Regions from separate parts of the Mus musculus genome. Here region 2 is linked to region 1. The links are chromatin loops, found by intact Hi-C in ENCODE. Cell type or tissue: left cerebral cortex. All regions are shown on one strand. Each heading gives the region's core, and the rest is flanking DNA. Links, peaks and the distances in the headings are about the cores only.

Region 1 (5,385 bases), core at 290-5,289:
TTATATGCCCCAGTACAGGGGAATGCCAGGGCCAAGAAGCAGGAGTGGGTGGGTAGGGGAGCAGGGAGTGGGGAGGGTATGGGGGACTTTTGGGATAGCATTTGAAATTTGAAATGTATATAAAGAAAATATCTAATTAAAAAAATCTCTCCTCCCATTACCCCCCCCCTTTTCTTCTCAGAGAAGGAGACCCCCCTCCAGGTAGCACCACAATCTGAGACATCCATTCACAGCAGGACTAAACATAACTTTTCCTTTCTCACTGAGGCCCAGCCAGGCTGTCTAGTTAGGGGAAAGGGATCTAGTGGCAGGCAATGGAGTCAGAGACAGCCTCCACTACACTGGTTAGGGGACCCACATGAAGACCAAACTGCACATATGCTGCAAATGTGTAGGGGACCAAGGTCCAGACTCTGCATGCTCTTTGGTTGGTGGCTCCATCTCTGTGAGAGCCCTGGACCCAGGTTGGTTGACTCTGTAGATCTTCTTGTAGTGTTACTGGTTCCTCCAGCTCACTCAGTCCTATACTGGGGACCATCTTAAATTAGGCAAACAGTACTAGAAGTTTAGAGTTGAGGCAGAGAAAACCCTTCGTTTTAAGGAATTCTGTGGTCCTCCCATGCCTCTCAAAGCACACTTTCAGAGGTTCCTCCACGGCAGCTTAAGGCACTGAGCATGCCCTGTGCTGCTGACACCACTGTCTCTAGATAAGCTGCAGCGATGTCTCCTCCCTTGAGTTTCCTCTTAGGGTTTTTAGTGCCAATGCCTTTCAGAATTTTGGGGTAGGCTTGACTCTTAAAACAGGTCACAGTTTCTTCTAGTAAGTTTTGCTCCTGTGTTTCTAGTCTCCTTGCTTCCATGATGTCCTGTCAACAGGGACCTCAGTCATATATTTTTTAAAAAAATTAAAGCAATATTCATGGAGAATTTGACACATATGTACACTGAAGTATGATTCTATCCACCCTACATCCCCCCTCAAATTTCCTCAGTATACTTGGTAACATGCCCCCTTTTCAGATTCATGTCCTCTTTTTCTTTTTATTAATAACTTACTAAGTCCTATTAATGTTGTCATATGTGTGCCGGCATGGGGCTGTTCACTGGAGCACAGGCAACACACCAATGGCCACACTCCCATCTTCAATCAGCGGCTGTTGGAGGAAGACAAAATGTAACGATAATAATAATAAAACAGGCTTAGTGCACAGAGGCAGAAACAGACAAACAACTTAAAGAAAATCCCCCCCAGGAAGCTTATATATTTCCTAGAGAACATTTGTTTTCTGGTCTAGTGTCTGGATGGGAGATTGCTTTGGGTAGTTTTGAAATCCTGGATCCTGAAGTCATGTCTTCCACCAGTAGTGGCTGAGAGCATCTCTACTGTATCAGAGCTCCTGATGTCCATTATTGTGTTTGACTTGACTTTCTAAATAGTAGTTAGTTCATTACGAACAAGACAGGAATCAGAAGGCAGAGGTTATTTTTATTTATTTACTTCTTCTTTCCATATGTCCTTGATAGCCGAATGCAGGTATGCTCCAAGGAGGAACCTTGTAATTGGTTATCCAAGTGGTCAGACCTCAAATTGCATACAGTAAATAGACCAGTTTGCACTTACAGATTTAGGTGTGTGTGTGTGTGTGTGTGTGTGTGTGTGTGTGTGTGTGTGTAACAATAGCAATAAAATAAGAGGCTGTCATTTTGAGAGGGAGCAAGGATAAGTACATCAGAGGAACTGGAAGGAGAAAATAAAAGGGGGAGATTATGAGATTTTAATTAAAAATATAAAAATAATTAAGAGCTGCTGTTGGTAAAATAATTTACTTTTTAAACCTGTGTTGTGACATAGTTTTAATCCATTGTCAGGACTGAACTGGACAGTCAACAAGCTTCCCCATTTATCCATTCCTCAGTGAATTCTTTCCACATACTTATGATGTTGTGAATAATTTGTCTCTACCACAGTCTTAATACCCATGGCATTCAAAATGGAGTACAATCAAATCAATTTTGCCCCACCTGTTAACATGTTGCTAAGTTATGATTTTGGGAATATTATAATGTGGGTGAGGGAAAACCCCATTTACTCGGTTAATATTCCAGATTTATCTGTTTCTGCCTTTGTCTGAGTAAATTTCCTCCATTCACAGCATAAAATCCTGAGGAGGTGAGATTATCATTTACACTTGGAGATGAGGAAACAGGAGCTTTGGGAGTAGTTGGAGGAGATTCTATAACATTTCACAGCTCATGGTGGTGGAGTTAGCACCCGAGCCAGGGTCTGTCTGGCCACAGTTACAGTTCTTGCAGCTCTCCACACATTTAAAACCCTGAAAAAGCAGGCTGGTGTGAAGTGTGCAACCCACACTTCATATTTAGCATCCAGATTCCTTTTCCACGGAGTCTTAAGTATTCATCGCAGCAGTTTGGCCAAGACTTGGAAATGAAGATATTAATTCGGTCTCTGAGGAAAACATTCATAGCATCACAGCCTATTTTCTTCATGAAGAAATAAGGTTACTATCATCTCATTACCTCTTATTATGAAGTGTGTAGAAAGGGTGTGCGCCTGCTCACATCCATGTGTGTTTTGTTTCCTGTATGCACACATGCAATCCCTGTCTTGAAAAAATGAAATCTCATTTTCTGAAGATACCTGTTTAAAAAGTTAAGCGTCGAACTTCTTTCCCAGTTATTTATTGGTTTGTTTGCGAGCCTTAAGTGCAGAGCCGGATTCACAATTCTCCTACCTTAGTGTCTCCAATGCAGGGACTATTGGTGCACACCACCAACCACATCTTGCTTGCTATGCAGTTTCCCTCCCCCCTTCCTTCTCTTCCCTCTCCTCCCTCCTCTTTCCCTCCTCCTTCTTGAGACAGAGCTTTAGTATGTAGCCTAAGTTGGCTTTGAACTCATTATGCTTCCCAGGCTAGACTTGAAATCACAGAAATCTTCCTGCCTCAGTTTTCCTGGTGGTGCCATGCTACATTGACCAAGACAACCAACTCCTCTAGCTACTATCTTCCCATATGGGAATTTCACTGAGGACGGTGTGATGCATCTTATATCATTTTTCTCAAGGAGCTGAAGATTTAGGAATGGATCTTGCAGAATCTGTACTTTGTCCTTGAGTTCCCTGCCTTTTTCTGACCATTGTCATTTTCCGTCCTTTGGGGATAGATAAATCATCAGCCTGCCACTCATTCCTACAGCACTTGGAATATTCTCTTCCTCAGAGATTATTCATTTTTCTAAAACGTCAGAAATGACATGCCTGGGCTTTGCATATATTCTGAGAGCTTGTCTGAAGGAAGCTGTACTATCTGTCACTGCAGAGTGGCCACCAGGTGGCAGCCCGAGAACCCGCATGGTGATTGATTTTGTCTAGGGTGTTTACTTACATGGGGAAAACAGGGTCAGGTGTCTGCCAGGGTGATGATGGCTGTGGAGGGCTAACAGTGCAGGAAACTACTTCTTGATGGTGTTTAAAAAGCACTAGCAACATCACTCTTCCATGTCAGGCTTTTCAGGACAATTTGTCCTACACAGGAAGATTAAACCCCATTTGGTTAGAGGAAACAACAACAACAAAAAAACGGGGTTAGTGCAGGGAGATACCTTCCTATTATTCAAAGCCACTGGTTCTCAACCTTTATTGTATATTATTAGAATATCCTGGGAAAACATTTAAATCATTCTGTGGGGCAGTGTCCCAGAGATTTATTTTTAAATACTCCAGGCGATTCCAAAGTGTGTTGAGCGATGATAAGAATCATCTCTTCAGGTCTTTCAATTTGTTTATTCATTTGCTTGCCATTTACCACATAATTCCTCATGTCAGCTGTGAGCAAGGCAATGGTGATGGTGTAAAATGTAGATTCTTTTGTCACCTCCTTAGACCTTGCAAGTTACTTATTCAATTCAATGGAAGTCAATTCAGCAAACATGTATCAAGTTCCTATTATACAACAGGTTCTACAGTAGGCACCAAAGAAGAAGAGGCAATAGAAATTTCTATGGGTCAGTGTTTGGAGTTCAGTGTGTGACATGTACAGCTGATTATCATATGGGTGGGGTGTGGTATCAGTTGTGCTTTAGTTCATAATAACTTTACACAATAACACAGAGCATTTTCCTCACCCAGTAATTTTTCAGGCTGATGAGCAACTAGCTTCAATTACCTGAAGAAATATCCATGGTGTATAAACAAGAAGCAGAATGAGTCCTGATACTCAGAGGTCCATGGGTTCCAAGGTTAATATCTCTTCCACATTAAGCATTAGGCTCAGGCAAGGAGAATGATCCATTTCATTTCAGAAGTGGAGCTATTCGTCCCAGGATATATTTGTGCATTTCTCCTGAACAGTCCTCTTTCTTGAGCAATGAGGGGATGACCATTTCTGTGTATGCATCTCCAAGAAACCCTTTTCATTCAGCCCAAGGTCTTTTCTGCTACTGGATTTATGTACATAAAAAATAAATGCCTTTTAAAACTACAGTCCTCTGCTTCCACCGAAATGCAAATCTAAAACTCTGTGGATGCCTTTTGTTTTGAAGAGAACCCTGATAAACATGTAATTCTGTGGGCAAATGAGCTTGTTATCAGTTTCTGTCAGTCATAGGGAGATTAATTAGGGGACCAGATATTAGCCCAAATGTATATTAAAGAAGCCAGACAAGTCTCATTTTCAGAGGGCTCCGTTCTGTCATCTAACAGAGTATGAAACTAAATGCCATATGGATGAGGACTGGTGAACAGAAGAGTTAGTGCTGGGCACATTTTAAGAATTAACCTATGGTTGGATAGGAGAGTTGGCTCTTAAGAAAATGTAGGTGATGCACAAAAATGTGGGTCTTGTGTAAAAAAGAAAAAAGCACAAGGAGGTGTTCCAAGGTTCCTTCTTTTCCAACCTGACCCGTGGCGTTTCTACTGTACAGAAAACTCTGATGTAGAAAATCTCAACTTGGGCTATGGAAATAGGGAGTTTGCAAAGCAGCAGCTTCCAGTCCTTCCACATTTTAATGGTCATCCATATCAGGGTGAGTTACTTTCAGCCTTGGCCTGCCATTGTCTTTGGGGCTAAACAGAATCGGTGCAACACTACTTCCTTGAATATATGCCTGCTTGTATTTTGTTCAGGAAGATGACATCAGGAGCGTGGAGTACAGTCACCTGAATTTAGCAATAAGTTGCCTCAGATGAACATTCCTGATGTTACTTAGCCATTCTTGATTATTTTTATGCCTCTGAGACTTTTATCATATTGTCTCTGGTCACTGGACTTGGCTCACTCAGACAGGGCAAAACAGCTGATTGATGCAGAAAATCATCCATGATTGTATGAGCAATGGGCTGTGAGCGAGGGAGATTTTCACCTAGAT
Region 2 (5,385 bases), core at 90-5,089, 210 kb after region 1:
ACCCACAAGGGGTCTTTCCCCCTTGATCACTAATTGAGAAAATGCCTTACAGTTGTATCTCATGGAGGCATTTCCTCAACTGAAGCTCCTTTCTCTGTGATAACTCCAGCTGTGTCAAGTTGACACAAAACTAGCCAGTACAAAGGGGTAACAAAATACTCGAGCAAATATGGAGACAAAGTGTGGAGCAGAGACTGAAGGAAAGGCCATCCAGAGACTGCCCCACCTGGGGATCCATCCCATATACAGTCACCGAATTCAGACACTACTGTGGCTGTTAAGAAGTGCATGCTGACAGGAGCCTGATATAGCTGTCTCCTGAGAGTCTCTGACAGAACCTGACATATACAGAGGTGGATGCTCTGAACATATTTCAACCATATCAACCAACCAGAGCTCCCAGGGTCTCAACCACCAACCAAGGAGTACACATGGAGGGACCCATGGCTCCATCCGTACATGTAGTAGAGGACAGCCTTGTTGGGCATCAGTGGGAGAAGTGGCCCTTGGTCCCATGAAGGCTTGATGTCCCAGTGTAGGGGAATGTTAGGGCAGGGAGGCAGGAGTGAATGTGTGGGTAGGGATACACCCTCATAGAAGCAGGAGGAGTCGGGTAGGGAATTTCTGGGGGGAGGATAGGGAAAAAAATAACATTTGAAATATAAATAAAAAAATCTAATAAAAAGTCATTTTAAAAAAAGAAAATTTCTAGTAAATCTATTAATGATGTCAAGTCAGGATTTCAAAACACTATATAAGTAGTAGTCGTAGGTAAAAACTGTGCAGCTTTTAAAAGTAGATCTGAATTCTCTATGAATTATCTGCACCTATGGAGATTGCTGGCTTACAGCTACCACAACCAGTTTTCTATCAAACCCTCAGGAAGCATTTGCTGGTAGAAATATCTATTTAAAGCACCCCTTAATATCTTCCCCTCTGAGTAGGCATGACATCAGAGGTATACTTCATCCTGTAGCATTTATTGTGTACCTGGTGTTTACATAGTACATTTAAAATAATAAATAGTGTATAATGCTAGAACGAAACGTTGTCTCAATGTGTACTCTTTCTGTGCTTACGAAGTCCAGAAATTAGAGGCTAATCCTAAACCCCTTCTCCTGTCATGGTGTCATGATGATTAGTTACCATTGTCAACTTAACTGAGTTTGGAATTACCTAGGAGACACAACTCTGAACATTTCCAAAGAGATTTACATGGAAGGAAGACCAACCCTGAATGTTAATAACAACATATTCAGAGGCTGGGATCCTGGATTGAGGATTAAGGAGAAAAACAGTGGGACACCAAGAGTCATTCCTCGCTGCTCTTCTCTGTTCCCTCAGTGTGCCTGGTAATTCAAGCCTAGCTGCCTAGCAAGCCCCAGGGATCCACCCATCATTGCTTTCAGACTATTGAGATTACAAGCATATGCTACCATTCCTGGCTTTTTACCCGTGAGCTGGGCATCCAAATTCAGGTCCTCATGCTAAAGTGGCAGGCACTTTACCAGCTGAGCCACCTACAGACTGTACACTGGAATAAGCTGGGACACTTGAAAAATGCTAATGCCTCTGATTCAACCCCAAGACAGTGTTCTGCCACAGGTTTTTGAAGATAACTACGTATTTACGTTTTTATGAGCAGCTGGGTGAATTTCCTATGTAGCTATGGTTGAAATCCAAGAAGCCTTTCCATCTTCATTCCCACTGGCAGCTTTAATGAAGGTCCCCCTAGTCTCTAAAGCATGTTACATTAGCAATCCTCATTTGCTCTCCCTGGGTAGCCAGTAGTACATTTCCAGTGTACTCTGCCAGCTATCCATGTTCCCATTATACCTACCACCTACACAAAATGCAAACATTTTATCATGTATTTCTGCTGTAAGACTATGAGTGTCTTGAGGGTAGCAACTGAGATTATTTTTTGTTATGCCTGGCTTGGTATCATAAATTTCATATACACAATGTGCTCAGTAAATATTTTATCATGAATATGAGTGAACACATAGTGAACTTAGACAGCAAACCTAGCGCAAACAAAAACAAGATAGAACATCTCAAATTGAGATATTCGATGGTCATAGTCTTGTGGGGGAAGTAGATACAGAAGCACTATGTAATGGGAAAAGGCAAATAGATGGAGAGATTGTCTCACAAATACTGGGATTAAGATCGATAGCAAGAAACATTGCCTAAATCGCTAGCAGCTGTATTGCTAGACATATCAGATCACTGACCTACTACTGAGGGAAATGAAAAGTGGAGAAAAACATTGGGAATAGGATGTGGAATAATTCTACGCGTTGCCTCCAAAGTCCTTCCCAGCCTACTGGTTCCCATTACCTTATTGACATACTTATTTATATATCCAGAGACTACAGAACATCTATCTATCTATCTATCTATCTATCTATCTATCTATCCACATACATACATACATATACACACACACACATATATAATGCATAACCGTCCAAGAAACCAGTGGGAAAACAATGCAGTCATTGTGTCTAGATTATTGCATCTCTGTTCAAATCCAGTCTTTCATTAGTCACACTGTGAAGCTGAACTGGAACTCTGCTAATTAAATGACTCCTTGCCAACAGGCTCTCTGTTAGGTTCCTCCAGGGTTGGGGGGCTAGTGTAGTGAGAGAAAGAAAGAAGTTTGGGGGAGGTGAACTTGCTCCTTCTTGTCTGCTGTGTGCCCATGTTACCATGGCAACAGTACTTAATTCCATCAGCACTGGTGTATGCTTTGGGTTTTCCTTTTCACACTCAGAACCCAAGTTCTCCCTGTACTCATGATGGCCATCCCAAGGAAGGATTCTTAGAAGTGCTTCCATCCTCCTCTAGTCTAGACCAATGTCTATCTGGCAGGGATTGCACATGCCAACTGATATGGAATGGGAGACGTCTATAGCTACTGGGAGAAAATGGGCAAAAGAGGTGGAAAGCCAGAAACGTGCCAACTAATAAAATTAACCATAGGGTTAAAAGGAAAACAAAAAGCAAAAAACTCCAAACAAAGCTGAATTCCACCTCTCCTTGGGTAGCCCAGTAGTACATTTCCAGTGTACTCTGCCAGGTATCTGTGTTCCCATTATACCTAGCACCTACACAAACTACAGACATTTTGTCATGTATTTCTGCTATACATGAGATCCTGAGTAGCTGTCAGTCTCAACATAGCAATGCTTGCATTTCATGTGGAACTTTTGGTTTCCTGTGTTAACACTTTAGTTTATTGCCACACTATTGCTTCTAAGGCCTCTCAGATGCACCCAGAATGCTATAATCTCTGTAGCCTAAGGGCCTGATGCACACAGTCATGCCAAACATGCTGAGGGATCAAGGTATGAATAATTGCTTGATTGATTCCAGAAAGGCTGTAGGAGGGCATTGAAATCAGAATCCACCTCCACCCAAGCAAGCCAACAAATGGCTCAGTGGTTGATTAGCAGACAAGGAAGAACAGAGTGATGTACTAGGTCCTCTAGGCTATAAAAATAGCATGTGAACGAAGAGAGGAGGCATGAAAAGGCACAGCGGGTTTTGGAGAGTCATTTCATAAGCCTGTGCCTAACATGTATGGGGGTGTAGGAGGGTGCATCTGGAAAAACAGATTGTGGCCAGATTGTGAAGGTCCTGGGTTGCCATCAATTCTCTTGGAAAACATCTGCTAACAGTGTGCTGGCCAAAGCTACTGCCACTTTTGCATATGTATGATAAAGCTCCATTTTTCATACAAGTTCGGAATGAGCTTGGTTTCCAAGGTATAGGTCCAGTGAGAAGATTCCTGGTTGTAGAGGTCATGGGGAGAAGAGAGGTTTTCAAATGTGTTGCTTCAGCACATTGCAAAAATGTTAGCAGAATATCTTCATGCTGTTACAAAGCTGGAGTGAGGTTTTTTGGTTTTTTTTTTTTTTTCATTCTCTGGGTTTTTCTATGTGCACGTTTCCTTGTTCACAGTTGCTGGGGCTGGCTCCATGGTACCCTAAGAAGTTTCAGAAGTTAGGGCTGAGAATTCAGGGAAGAGACCAAATTTGCCTGAGGCTGACTCACGTGAAAACTGAACTATGCAAACAAAGTTTAGTGCAATGGAGCAGCTGGAGTACAAATAGCTTCAGGCACTGGAACAATACAAGGCTGGAAGCGGTGCTGAGACACAGACATTATTTCTAAGTTAAAAGGGAGGGCAAGGGAGATGGAAAATGCCGTTTCAGAAATGCATCCAAGGAAATGTTGTCCTATTCTTCACACCGCTGTACAGGCTTCTGAATGCTGACGACTGATTTCCTTAGGCTAGCTTTAAAGCTGTCCGTAACTATCCTCGCCTTGCTTTGGTGGCTAATTAATTAAACCTTTGTCTGGTATCACCTCATCAGAAGCAGAGAAGGAGCAGAGGCTGGCAATCGGGATAAAGGAAGATTAAAAGCCATTTGAAAACTTGAAATGGTTTCAACTGAACATTGCAGAAGTGGATGAACTGGAATCGAGGGGTGTGGAAGGAATTAAGCATTCTAGTTAGCCTGCAAAAGAGATACACAATTCAGGTGTTTTATTGACCAGCCATAAGCCTATATTGGGCCATAGCTTTAGAACTATGCTAACGACTTCCCAGCTATAATGTCCCTTATTACCTGCTGTTTTTCTCGACCACGTGCTCATAGCCCATCTCCTCTCATGGTGGCCTCCTTCACCTCCATGTCTTTTCTTCTTCCTATCTCTACCTGCGACATCCAGTTAGGTAACTGAAAACCTGCTTGCCTCTATCTATTGCCCAATCACAGGCTTTACCCTTTTATTGGCCAGTTGACTTGGGAGCACGGTGACATAGCATCACTTGGTGTACTTGAGGATCCCCTTGTCCCTGATTATCTCCTCATCAAGGACAACCAGGTATCGGGGGCCGGTATTTAGCCTTGGAATGCCAGCAGCATCAGATCAGTCTCTTACGAAGGGGCACTCGAGTCCTGGATGCAGAGTATGTGGATTTGACTCACTGCAAACTGAAGGACAGGAGAATGACCAGACATCCTGGTTTGCCATGGGTCCAATTTTAAAATGGGAGCTCCAACTCCATCTGTATCTCTGGTTTCAGTCAAACCGGAATGTCTCTTAGGGAGATTTCACATAGCATGGCAGGTGAGGAGTGTCAAAGTTTGGAGAGAGTGGAAGAGATATCCCAAGAGATAGTGTGGACAAGTTAGGTTCACCCTAAGCTCAGGATGTTAGCATTTTGTCTAAGCTCTGCCCACAATTACCTAGCAGTATCCAGGTATGCTTGACTCATTATAAAAGGGGCTGCTTACCCACTCCTCTCTCTCTCTCTCTCTTGTTCTCTTGCTCTGTCCTCTCCTCCCTTCCCCCCCTCTCTCCACATGC

Evidence for each region. Peaks named below come from ENCODE experiments on the same cell type or tissue, not always from the same donor. Only the 100,000 strongest peaks of a DNase experiment are listed, where the experiment ranks them.
Region 2: it touches region 1 in a loop (5-fold over the local background); 2 of 42 quality-filtered maps call a loop at or near these places.

What each region holds. Positions count from the first base shown.
Region 1 is chr15:60,093,985-60,099,369 of GRCm38, forward strand. No RefSeq gene overlaps it. Among named protein-coding and RNA genes, the nearest start is that of Gm25875, 12 kb to the left of the region's middle. In left cerebral cortex, for the core only: a CTCF peak has its summit at 3,344 (motif pointing right); DNase peaks (open chromatin) are centred at 2,326 and 3,345.
Region 2 is chr15:60,306,515-60,311,899 of GRCm38, forward strand. No RefSeq gene overlaps it. Among named protein-coding and RNA genes, the nearest start is that of Gm41331, 170 kb to the left of the region's middle. In left cerebral cortex, for the core only: no CTCF peak of the experiment used is centred there; DNase peaks (open chromatin) are centred at 1,559, 1,772, 2,697 and 3,614; H3K27ac peaks cover 665 bases.